Linked DNA regions of Homo sapiens: region 2 is linked to region 1. Evidence: chromatin contacts called from ENCODE Hi-C or POLR2A ChIA-PET data. All regions are on one chromosome and are shown on one strand. The core of a region is the stretch at or near the end of the contact, and the rest is flanking DNA. Distances in the headings are between cores, read along the strand shown. Region 1 overlaps PALLD (palladin, cytoskeletal associated protein). Region 2 holds the start of SH3RF1 (SH3 domain containing ring finger 1).

What was found. A loop is a pair of places that touch in the nucleus more often than their neighbours do. ChIA-PET counts read pairs that join two places held with the same protein, here RNA polymerase II (POLR2A). Pooled maps may share reads with other maps.
Region 2: a loop to region 1 is called in a map of psoas muscle, with 5 times the contacts of the local background. The contact joins the promoter of SH3RF1 here to the enhancer-like site in region 1. A Hi-C loop is called at or near these places in 1 of 168 maps with a recorded cell type or tissue (psoas muscle), 1 of 37 single-sample maps with no recorded cell type and 2 of 50 pooled maps. POLR2A ChIA-PET finds 5 or more read pairs at or near these places in 1 of 52 experiments (GM12878).

The regions. Positions count from the first base shown.
Region 1 is chr4:168,707,728-168,713,720 of GRCh38, forward strand. It overlaps PALLD (palladin, cytoskeletal associated protein), which reads left to right. Exons shown (of 22, transcript NM_001166108.2): 9 at 1,301-1,420; 10 at 3,854-4,196. Among named protein-coding and RNA genes, the nearest start is that of PALLD-AS1, 62 kb to the left of the region's middle. Within about 2 kb of position 3,629, at least 10 of the 41 ENCODE cell types and tissues checked have a DNase peak (open chromatin) inside an H3K27ac peak, as active enhancers do.
Region 2 is chr4:169,267,318-169,273,310 of GRCh38, forward strand. It overlaps SH3RF1 (SH3 domain containing ring finger 1), which reads right to left and starts at 3,639. Exons shown (of 12, transcript NM_020870.4): 1 at 3,542-3,639; 2 at 1,503-1,990. The coding sequence starts at 1,895. RefSeq lists silencers at 2,860-3,079, 3,320-4,079, 4,120-4,269.

The DNA of each region.
Region 1 (5,993 bases), core at 2,379-4,878:
TAATTGCAGCCATTATTACTAAGAAATGTACAATACACGGTCTTATGCTACCCCCAAAATTTGTGAATAACCAATAGAATCACTTTGTGGGAACCCGAAATATATCACTTTTCTTAACGTTTGCCCACATAATTATCTTTATACTGGTACAATATAAGCAATTATTCAACTAGTAAAACTAATTAATACTCTAGATATAGCTTCCTTTTAATGTTAACAGCTAACACTGGCTATGAAGCATTTGCTCTGTGCCAGGCAATGTCCTAAGCACAGTATGTCATATCACAAAAGTAGGTGGTGGTTAGGGTTTGGAGTCTGGACCCCAGCTTGCTTTGAATCCCTATGTTAGTATTTATTAGCTGTGTGACCTTGGGCAAGTGAATTAACCTTATTGTGCTTCCATTTTCTACCTATAAAATGGGCTAATAATAAACTTACATAACTCATAAGATTGACATGATGATTAGATTTAATCTATGTTAAGTGCTGGTAACAATACCTAGTGTATAGTAAGGGTTATATAGCTGTCAGCTCTTGTTATCGTCATCATCATCATCATCATCCCCCTCACAATAACCGTGTGGTGGTTAATTTTGTGTGTCATGCATGACTAATACAAACTCTGTGAGGTAGCTTCTATTATTGTCTCCATTTTACGGAGAAGAACACTGAAGTTCAGGGAGACTGACCAAAGTCACAAAGGCAAGATGTGGCAGGACCCTCATTCAAGCCCTGGCAGCTGTTTCGAGTCTGGGCTTTTCATGCCCTACAACACTGCCATGCCACTTAACAGTACCTTCCAGAATAGTTGTCTACAGGTCAAACATATACAGGTCATGTTCTTTTTTCCCCCGTGGTTAACATTTCAGAAGAGCTTTATTTTCCCCACTGCTTGGTTTGCAGCTGAGCAGATATAAGAGGTAGCTGTATGTACAGAAAGAACTCTGACATGCAATCAGCTTAACTCCTACATGCAAAATACAGAGCTGCACACTTGCAGACATCTCGTTTTATCTTCACAGATAACCCATTGGGTATGTATTATCCCCATTTTATAGATGAGGACACCGAGACTGCTCTTGTCCAACATCACAAAGAATGGGTCTACCTCCAAAGCTTTTTCTGCTAGGCAGAATTGCTAAATTAAATGTAAAGAGATTCTATTGTAAACACTTTTGTAAAGTGAATCTGTAATAATCATAACCTAATTTGTTTGTTGTGGAAAGGTGGAGGGTCTCACTTCTTAAAAGTGACTTCATGGTTCAACTCTGATGAATGATTCTGTTCTCTTCACTTCCAGAGGAGATTTGCACCCTAGTTATCGCTGAGACTTTCCCTGAAGATGCAGGGATCTTTACATGTTCAGCAAGAAATGATTATGGATCAGCAACCAGCACTGCCCAGCTGGTTGTCACCTCAGGTATGTGAGGAGTAAAAAAAATGACTGGGTTCTGTTCCCCAGCACCAGTGTGGATGGCCACAGCAGAAAGGCACCGTCCTGGCCAGGTGCAGTGGCTCACACCTGTAATCCCAGCACTTTGGGAGGCCGAGGCAGGCAGATCACTTGAGGTGAAGAGTTCGAGACCAGCCTGGTTAACATGGTGAAACCCTGTCTCTACCAAAAATACAAAAATTAGCTGAGTGTGGTGGTGCGTGCCTGTAATCCCAGCTACTCTGGAGGCTGAGGCAGGAGAATCACTTGAACCCAGAAGGTGGATGTGGCCGTGAGCCAAGATCATCCCACTGCACTCCAGCCTGGGTGACAGAGTCAGACTCCATCAAGGAAGGAAGGAAGGAAGGAAGGAAGGAAGGAAGGAAGGAAGGAAGGAAGGAAGGAAGGAAGGAAGGAAGGAAGGAAGGAAGGGAGGGAGGGAGGGAGGGAGGGAAGGAAGGAAGGAAGGAAGGAAGGAAGGAAGGAAGGAAGGGACAAAGCGACTGTCCCAGGAAGAGAGCTCAGCTCAGCCTTCAGGAATCTGGCCACTCCAGGAGTCACCCTAACAATCTAAGTTCATCGTGAAACAAAGGCTTTAGGGGAGGGGAGAAGAAGGAGTGAAGTGGAGATGACAAACAAAAAGATAATGATCGTGTAGCAACTGAACACACAGGGGGCTTTCTTTAAAATCGTGCAGTCTTGGTCTTGGAAACGATGGAGCTGGTTTCCTAACATCCTCCCGCTAACCTAGAATCATATTCACATTGGAAAGCCACCTCTGCATCAGAGGTGCAGTCACTTTCTCAGCAGTGCCAACACATGAGATCTGGAGATACTTGTACAAATAAGCCATTGTCTGATCCACTGTTGAAACTTCTGAAAAGGTAATACAAGATAAGCCTTCTTGTATAAAATGTAATACAAGATAAAACTCAGAGAAGCTGTAAAGGCCTTCAAACTCAAATTTCACTGATAGTCTGTATCAATGATAGTATATAACTAATATGAAAAAGAAAGCAATGTATTGTATTATTGAAGTCAATTTTCAAAAATATATGGATATTTTCTAAACTCAAAAACTTACCACTAGGGAAGGCAATATGAAACAGCTTTTTTTCTTTTTCTTTTCTTTTCTTTTCTTTTTATTTGTCTGTTTTCTAGTTACTAATGAGCATTAGCTTACTTTAATTGCCTCATCTCTGCCATTCATCTTAAAGATATTTTTAAAATATGTTTTTGACCAAGCCTGGAACATAATGTACATAGTAGGGAATCAATAAATGGGTCATTTGTTAAATGATACGGACTTGGAGAGAACAACTGAATTGTACTTGGATTCCTTCAGAAGAGCAAGAACTTGGTGCTAGGTGGCAGCAGAGACACAACCAAAACTTATTTAGGGACCTTAGAGTGGCAACTGTAAATGCTTTTTCATCTTCATTAAGAAAAGAAATGGGAGGGTCATCTTAAGTGGGAAATGGTTTCTGTGAATGACTACTGTAAGTGCTGAAAGAAACCTAAGTGTCAGGATCAGAGTTACAGAGCAAAGAGGACCCCAGCGTTTTGATTCCGAGTTGGCTTCAACACTGTCCCATCAAATGGCCATAGCAGGAGTGCAGTGTTTAAACAATATGGCCAAAACCCTGGGCTCTATAAGTCTGAGTGGCAAAAATTTGTGTGTAATATTTTCCATTTGTTTCTGCAGTAAATCTGCTATAGGTCAAACATAATCAACAAATATTTTATTTCTGAGCTTTTTGTTTACCTCAATAAGCATTTTTGAGTGCATGCCAGGAGCTCTGCTGGGCTGTGTGGGCAAGGTGCAGAATCTAAAAAAGACGTGATCTCAAGATGCTTTCAGCCTATTGAGGGCAACAAATAAAAATCTCTTTCGTACTGAGTTATAGTTGGAGCAATCACCTAATATGGAAAAAAATATTTTTATGAGATTATGAAATTTTACTTGGACTCCAAGGTTTACCTTCCCTAGCTTTAGATGAATATCCACATAAAACCTTTACAGCTTGAGCCAATTTGAGTAGTGACAGCTAGGATGTTCAGTCGGACCCATGGACCAAAACGTGAGAGGACAAAGCATTGTTGGTTGATACTGTTTGTGTTGTCACTTTTTTTGCCAAGTTCTATCTTTAGCTCTTGTTTGGAATTTTTATGATTCGGTAGCTGGGTTCCCCAAATGTGAGCTCAGTCAGGAAATGAAACGGTAGCACTCGTTCAAAACAAGCTTGAAAGAACCAGGCCCTCCAGCTGGCAGTGCTTCTGCGTCAGATGAGAGCAGCACAATCACCTCTTCTTTAACAACTTCACACAACACAGGGATTCTCAGAAGACTCTGACAGTGTGAAATCACTTGTTGAACTAGTGGCATCTTCTTATGTTTTTCCTCTCTTTCCCCTTCCTTAGCCAACACTGAAAACTGTAGTTACGAGTCAATGGGAGAATCCAACAATGACCACTTCCAACACTTTCCACCTCCCCCTCCAATCTTGGAGACAAGTTCCTTGGAGTTGGCTTCAAAGAAACCATCTGAGATCCAGCAGGTGAACAACCCTGAGTTAGGCCTGAGCAGGGCAGCCCTTCAAATGCAATTCAATGCTGCTGAGAGGGAAACGAACGGAGTCCATCCCAGCCGTGGAGTAAATGGACTGATTAACGGCAAAGCTAACAGTAATAAATCTCTTCCAACACCAGCTGTCCTGCTTTCACCCACTAAGGAGCCACCACCTCTGCTTGCCAAACCAAAACTGTGAGTATTTCTGCATGGTTTTATAATAATTTCCATACCCCTGTTACATTTCCTGTCTGGTGAGAAAAAAACTTTTGCCTGTATTCAACTATGTGGCAAGTTGGCCTTGACTCATGGGACCTTGCTGCCAAGTGGTGTCTTTCAACAATATAAAAGACACCTAAAAATAAAGAAGGGAAATGAAAAGCTTGGTGAAATCTGCCCTTTGCTGAAAGCTATAACTGGTTATGGCTGTGAAAATATCTGTGCCCAGTGTGGGCTTCCAACATACAGCTAAGGATGTAGCCACTCCCTGGAGGCCATGGAAAAGGGGGATCTACTTTCAGCCCTTTATTAAAAGCATTTCAAAAAGTGAGTATAAGTACTTTGCATTTGTTACTTTAAATATTAAGTATCAGTAAGAAGATCTGATATAGACAAGCGGGGAAAGACTAAAAACTGAGGCTGGAAATTCAGGGTGCAGATCCTGGCAGGGCAATGAAACTGGAGGGAAGCAGGCTTGTGGGCAAGAAGAGCGCCCTTCACAACACAGGCTACTTGGCTTGGAATTCCATGGAGCTGCATATTTCCATGAATACCATCTTCACAGTTGATGTCCATTATTTTCTTAGGATGATAAACCTTGCATGAGCTGTTTCCATTGGCACCGCACAGCAGAGAGTTGTTATGAATGGAGCCATTACAATGTCAGAGAGAGGCAGAAATAAATTAGCTCAAAGGGTTCTACCATAGCGCAAGAGACCCTGAATTACTGCCCTGCCAGAGGTTAGTGGAAATGTAAGAGTCATAGTGAATGTGTATGTATTCTATGAGGTCACATTCCCATGAGAATGTATTTGCCAGAACCTAGGAAAGCCCCTTCTATTTACCCATATCTGATGTTTTTGATTTGGGGCAGGAAGGGCTTCTTTAGGGGTTATTCTTTATTTCCCTAGCATTGACTAGCCTACTCTTTTCTCTCTGTGATCAGTTCATTTGTTAGAAATGTTAGAATTTAAAAGATATTTGAATTAGAATAACACCTTACCTTTGTACATCACTTTATTGTTTACTGAGTGATTTCATGAACAACATTAGACTAATCAAATAACAAAAGCAGTCAAAAGAATACCTTAAGTTAAGAAATGGGCTAACAATTATATAAAACCAGACTTCTGGACAATCTTGGGTTGCAGTTTCAAAAATCGATATATTGCTACCCTCTACTTAATTTTGCATTGTGTTCTGGCTCTCTTTTAAGACAGTAGGGCTACTCACTAAGCTTGTACACAATAGTGTGAAAGGTGCTGGTGAACATTTAATACCTATGCGCCATCTCCATTCAGAGGCTGAACAGGTATAATGAGCTAAAAAATGGTGTCCTTAAAAGAGATTTATGCTCTTGTAGCAGCAACCCATAAAATTAATTGCCACTGCTGACTTCTTTCATCTTTGCATTTTGAATATGTATTTGCAGTGCTTTTAATGAAACAAGGGACCTGCTCTCCAGGGAGAGAAAGGGCAAATGTGTTGAATGACTAGGACTTGACTGTGGTCTTGATTAAGTAAAGTCTATCTACTCTAATGGGTATCATAAATTGGATGTAAATCACAGGAGAGCAAATACGAGGAGCTGTTAAGAGGCATCTACAGCCCGTCTTATCTCAGGAGTTTCAACAGCTCTGCAGCTTTTAGCTCTGCTTTGCAGCCAGGTTAATGTATATGGCAAGGGGGTAATATCTACAGAATGTAGACAAAACAACTTCGCGTTCATTAAGAGGATGACAGCTTAAGCACAAGTTTAAAGAACATCAGGAT
Region 2 (5,993 bases), core at 2,389-4,888, 560 kb after region 1:
AATTAACAGGGAAACAAAACCTTTCCAAAGATGCAAATCTACACCTTTATTAAGCTAAACAGACCTACATCAGGTGTCTCAGAAATTATCAACTTGATCACTGGTTCTGGGATTAAAATATTCGAGTCCAAATAAGTAAACTCCATAAAATAAAGGAAATCTAAGAAAAGCACTGTAAGCAGATCAGTTTCACAACATGTGGGCTCCAAATAAGGAAAAGAAAACCTCCCTATCCCAGAGTTCTCACTATCTTTAAATAAATAAATATGTCAAAAGAAACCTGACAGCCTTAATGATGAAACTGTTTTCTGATCAGGTTTTCCAGTGATTAAAATGGTCTATATACTTAAATACTTCCTATCATTTACAAAAGATGAGCCTGAGAAAGTAGTAGGAAAACTATTCTGTTAAAACTGCCTGGTATCCACATCTGCGAATTATGGGAACTAATGCTATCCCAATGGGCAGTTCCTGTATTAAATGAAAGACATCACTTTTGAGTGCTTACTGAAGACATTTGAAAAAAATATTCTCATCTAGATTAATTGTTCTTTAAAAGCAGATTTTACCAGTTTGGCCAATAATTTAGAATTCCTTCTTCTTACAAAAATGAAGTTGTTTTAATTACTGATGCTCTTGACTACTTTTTATTTTTGCAAAAATGAGAAAGCACATTTTATCAGGAATCCATCACCTGCAACATAATTTATATTTATTAGAAATACCTATATTTCTAATAAATACAGATTATTTATATATATTTCTAATAAATACAGAAATTTTGTGTGACAGTTGTGGTAGCTGTCCAAATAATTAGCTTCATCTAAAATTATTTCAGCCCAAACTCAAATCCCAAGAAAAATCATTTCGATGGAAATACTTCATTTCATTCACTATAAAGCCCAACATAAAGCTAGATGTTTTAGTGTAGTCCTAAGTGACATTTTGTTGCTACAGCAACGAAACTCTGCTACCTGTAGCCATGATTTGTTAAGAATTCCACCAACGAGTAAATTCTGTGCTGTGTATTCATAAAACCAATAGAATGATTCTAAGCAACATAAAAATTAAGGCTTGATTTCCTATTTATGATTTACCCACACACATACTTACAACATATATACTACATATGTACTACATACATGTAATTATGACTCTGAGCCCCATCAAAATGATAAAATACCAAATTTCCATTTTAAAATGGGCACAGAACAAAAGCTGGTTTAGATTTCATTCACTAATTGCTACTTGTTTCCCAAAATTTATCTTAAAAGATAACAGAGACTATCTAGAGATAATTTTCAAAACAATAAAATTTATTATTTATATCCAATCTCATTCCAAGATGGGGGAAAAAAATATTCAGAGGTATAATCTATCTGTTCCAGTATGTATGGTTTCCTAAGCAATGAGTTGACTTCGAAAACACCAAGCTAAAGAATAAAGAAAAAATGTGGACATTACCACCTTTATTCACCAAACTACCTCTGTAGGCTACTTACCCTCACTGGGGGGCTCCAGGATTGCACCCGAGGCTGCTGTCCGCCCTGGGAGCTCTGCAGATCTTTTGAGCTACAATTAGCCACAGTGCTGCTCTGAGACCTTAATGCATTTGTGCAGTTGGTCCCACTTCCCCCACCAGGACCAGGTTTCCAAGGCCTCTGTTTGATGCCATCCAGAAGTCTGACCAGCAAGATGTTACTGGGAAGCTCCTCGACACCCGAGCCAACAAGAGTCCTGCACTCGGGACATCTGAGTTCATTTCGAGAACCTACGATCCCCAGCAAACATCGCTTGCAAAACGTATGCTGGCAAGGCAAGACCTTCGCAGAAGCATCAAGGCGCTCTAGACACACCGGACACTCCAAAAGATCCAACAAGGCTGATTCATCCATCTTTATCTACTTTACTGAGAAAAAATCTTCAGAAATGTTCATAGTTGTGTGCATCCCTTAAAATGACTCATGTAACATCCATTTCAGACTTTGCTCTAGAGTCATGGGGAAAAGGGGGAAAAGAGAACATGAGTGTTGTTATCTAGGGAAAAAGTTCAAAGGAGCCAAGAATCAAAAAGTACCCAAAAGTACACTATTCCCTGTCTGAATAGTGTAGCTTTGCTTTGGAATGTGGGTTCCTAAACTCCAAAGTCAACAACTGAAAACAAAACAGGCTTTCTAAACAACGCAAAATTAACCCCTAAAGATATCTAGGGATTCACTGGGCAAACACAAGGCACAGAGTATTACATAATTCCCGCAGAAGGATTTATGAAGTGCAATAAGGAACATAATTTCTTAAGCTCTGAAAGTGGTATCAGCTGCCTTAATAAAGTCTTCAACTCATAGGAGAAGCTGACAGAGGCCATTGAAAGTTTCCTCTACCTGAAATTTACTTTTATATCCAACTAAATTCCCTTTTTTAAGCCACTTTAGCGTTTAAGAAACCATGCCTCATGTAATCGCTCGTGGTAAATGATCCCAATATTAAATACATATGTTTCTTCGCTGTTATTAAAAATAGAACTGTTTAATTTTGCCCAACCAAAAAGAGCTGAAGGTTGACAATTCTAAAAGACACAGATTTGCTTGAAAGCAGCTAAAACAGAAAAGCGCCCTTCAGGGCAGTAGTTGATAAACTCTGAAACACATTTCTGAACGGCCTGTCCTAATCCCATTCAGAAAAGCTGGCAAAATTATCACCAAAAGAATTCGACAATGGAAGGTTGGACTGGAAACTGTGGGCATATGAAAATGAGGCCATTCAGGAAAAAGCAAGCCACTTACTGCGCCGCTCTCCCCCCACCGCCAAAATAAATGTAAAAGTGAATGCCCAGGAGAACGGGAGTAAAAAGATTTGGCTGGGAGCATTAACAGCTGTTCTTGACAAAGCCGGAGCGGGGGAGCCCCAGGGCTGCACCCCCGCTCCCACGGCGCCAAGCACAGGTACTCCCAAGCCCGCAGGGAGGCGCGGCGGCCGCTCGCCGCAGACACACCCCGGGGCCAGGTGTCGGCGGCACCCGGCAGGAGCCGGTCGCGGCCTGGGGCTGCGGCCCGGCCGGTCCCGGCGTGGGGATCTCACCCTACAGCCTCCCTCATCTCCGCCTCCCTTTAGCTCAGGCCGGGGACACAAATCCCTCTACACGACTGCGGGAAGTTTTCAAGGACTTAAAAATAAATGCGCAGGCTTAAGTTGCGAAACTCAGCCCCACAGAGTGCCACGGGGAAGCAGCTTTCTAGCCCAGCCAAGATAAGGCGACAGTCCCCAGAGAGACCGCGCCATCCGGGAAGCAGGGGGTGCTGGGCTGCGCCCGGGGAGACCGCGGCACGGAGCCCTGGCAGCTTCCTGCCCGGAGAAGGCAGAGGCCGCGGGCTGCTCCGCTTCCGCAGGTCCTGATTCCCGGCCCACGGGGACCCGAGGGCGAGGGGAGAGAGAGACCGACCCAGGGCGGGGATGGGGGAATGTCGAGACCACCGCCTTCTCCGCGGCTAGGGGTCCGCCGACGCTGGGTCCCCGTCGACCCCGCGCCGGCCGCGCGCCCTACCTCGCGCCTCGGCTCCTCCTCTTTGTTCGCGGCCCCGCAGCGGCTGCGGCGGCTGATGCAGATGCGGCCCCACCGCGCTCGCCGCTCGCAGTGTCTCTGACGCCGCGGCGGCACCGGGAGACTCCTCTCTGCTGCCCCCCTCACGCGCGCACACACACCACGCCGCCGCCGCCGCCTCCCACTTTCCCAGCCAAGGAGGGCGGAGGAAGAGGAGGAGGAGGCCGGGACGCAGCCGGCGCCCGGGGCGCAAGGGGGCGGCCCCGCGCCACAGCGCCTTCCCCGGGAGCGGGCGCGGCACCTCTCGGAGCCACCCGCCGCCGCGCCGGCCTCCCGCGCTGAGGTGACCTGCGCCCAGTACCCCGCCGGAGCCCGGGGGCGGGATTGGGGCGGCGGCCTGAGGGGGCGCTGCAAGAGCCTAGAGGATGGGGAGCGGGGCCCCCAGGGGACTACGAGGGGAAGGCTCGGGGACGGACGCCTTCTCCCTGAGGAGAACGCGCCTGAAAAATGGAGCCACCGGACGGGAAGGCGGCGGGAGTGGAGGCTGGGGGAAGCAGGAAGAAGCCCCGGGACAGGGTCCCGCCGCCTCCTCCTCCCCCCGGCGGGGCTGGGAGCCCTGGACGGACCCTTCCTCCCCAGGCTGGGCGAGTCGCGGCGCGGGAGGGGCTGGGTCCGCGGAGGCGGCGGGAGCAGCCCTGGCGGGAACCGATCCCGCTGCGCTTTGCGTCTGGTTGCCCACCCCGGACACTTACTTGGTAGAGTCGGAGCGAAGTGTTGCCCCTTAGGGCCGAGAGCGGCGTGGTGAATCGATGGGGACAGTGCCGCGGCCACCTGTCCGCACCCAGCCATCAGTCACCCCAGGACCCAAACCGGAGCAAGCCTGGAGGACCGCTGACCCCAAAGCCCAAGACTAGGAAAACGGTAGTACGGACTTCCAACCCAGGCTCGGGGGCTCTGTTATCCCTGCCCTAAGTGGGGAGAATTGAGTCTGACCTCAGGTGGGCTGGCACCGCAAAGCACGCTGAGAGGCGCCTCTTTTATCTGAGCCTGGGTGGCTGCCATCATCGCAGTAATCTTTGTTTTGGTTGCCCCAAGCACACACCTGTAAACCGAAGTGGAGTTTTGAAAAACATCTTGTCCATAGGTTTTGAGGTTTTTCAGTCTCGATTTAGTGGAGAAGCAAGTTAAAATTTTGTCACTGATCTAAAGTTGACATTACTATATTTGCATTTACCATCAATTTACAAAAAGTTATCCCAAATACCCCTCCTCAAAGGTGGGCAGAAACTAGGTGGTTATAAGAAGAAAGGGTTACAACAGATGATGCAAGAAATCTCTGCCCAGCCACCAACTAGGTTTATGATTTGACGAGGAGTCTCAGTTTATCCTCTAGTCTCCAGCTAGGGCCACAGCTAAACCATTCAAGACATAAGGATCACATAAGCCTGAAAAAATTATGACAGCTAACAATGATCACTCACTGTAAATCAGGCACTGTGCTGAACATTTTTCATGCATCAGTTCAATTCTCTCAGCAACCCTCTATGTCATCTTTTCTCAGCCTTGTTCTAAATAGATTCATATGCTGAGAGTCATAATGTATGAAAACCAAAAATAATAGCCCACTTCCCCTTCCATTAGAAGTGAGCAAATACATGGGCATTTGAGCTGAGAAAGACGACGGAAGGAATGAATGGAATGGAGAATTTCTAGTCCAGTTTGCAAACTGAAAGTTACTACTTAGTTCTGCATGTGGAACTGGGCAGATAGATGAAGATGAGGCTGACCAGAAGATTACAGTCAATAAACAGATAGGGATTATTTGCAGTTATTAAAACTGAAGCTCAAATAGGTTAACTTTCCCCTGGTCACACAGTAAGTAATGTTGAACCAAGACTCAGTCCCAGCTCTCTGGATTCCAAGTCCAGTTCTCTTTGCACCATTCCAAGGCCCTGTCTTTTGCACAGGACCGTCATATCCCCACCCTAGGCAAAGCAAAGCAGTGTGTCTCTTCCCAAGGGAAAGAAGAAACTGTTAATCATGTAATTACTCGAAAGCAAGGGACAGTTTTTATTGTGTTCTTATTTTGGTTTCCTATGTATTTTTAGAGAGCAGCACACAAGGTCATAGATAGAATGGTGCAGCTCTTGAAACTCCTGGCAAAAGAAAATCAATAGTCACACCCATTTTCTTTTCTTTTCTTTTTTTTTTTTTTTTTGAGACGGAGTTTCACTCTTATTGCCCAGGCTGGCACCCACCACACCCAGCTAATTTTGTATTTTTAGTAGAGACGGGGTTTCTCTATGTTGGTCAGGCTGGTCTCGAACTCCTGTGACCTCAGGTGATCTGCCCGCCTCAGCTTCCCAAAGTGCTGGGATTACAGGCGTGAGCCACGGCGCCTGGCCACACCCGTTTTCAAAGAACTGAAGACAGTGTGTCCCAAGACTGCAGTGGT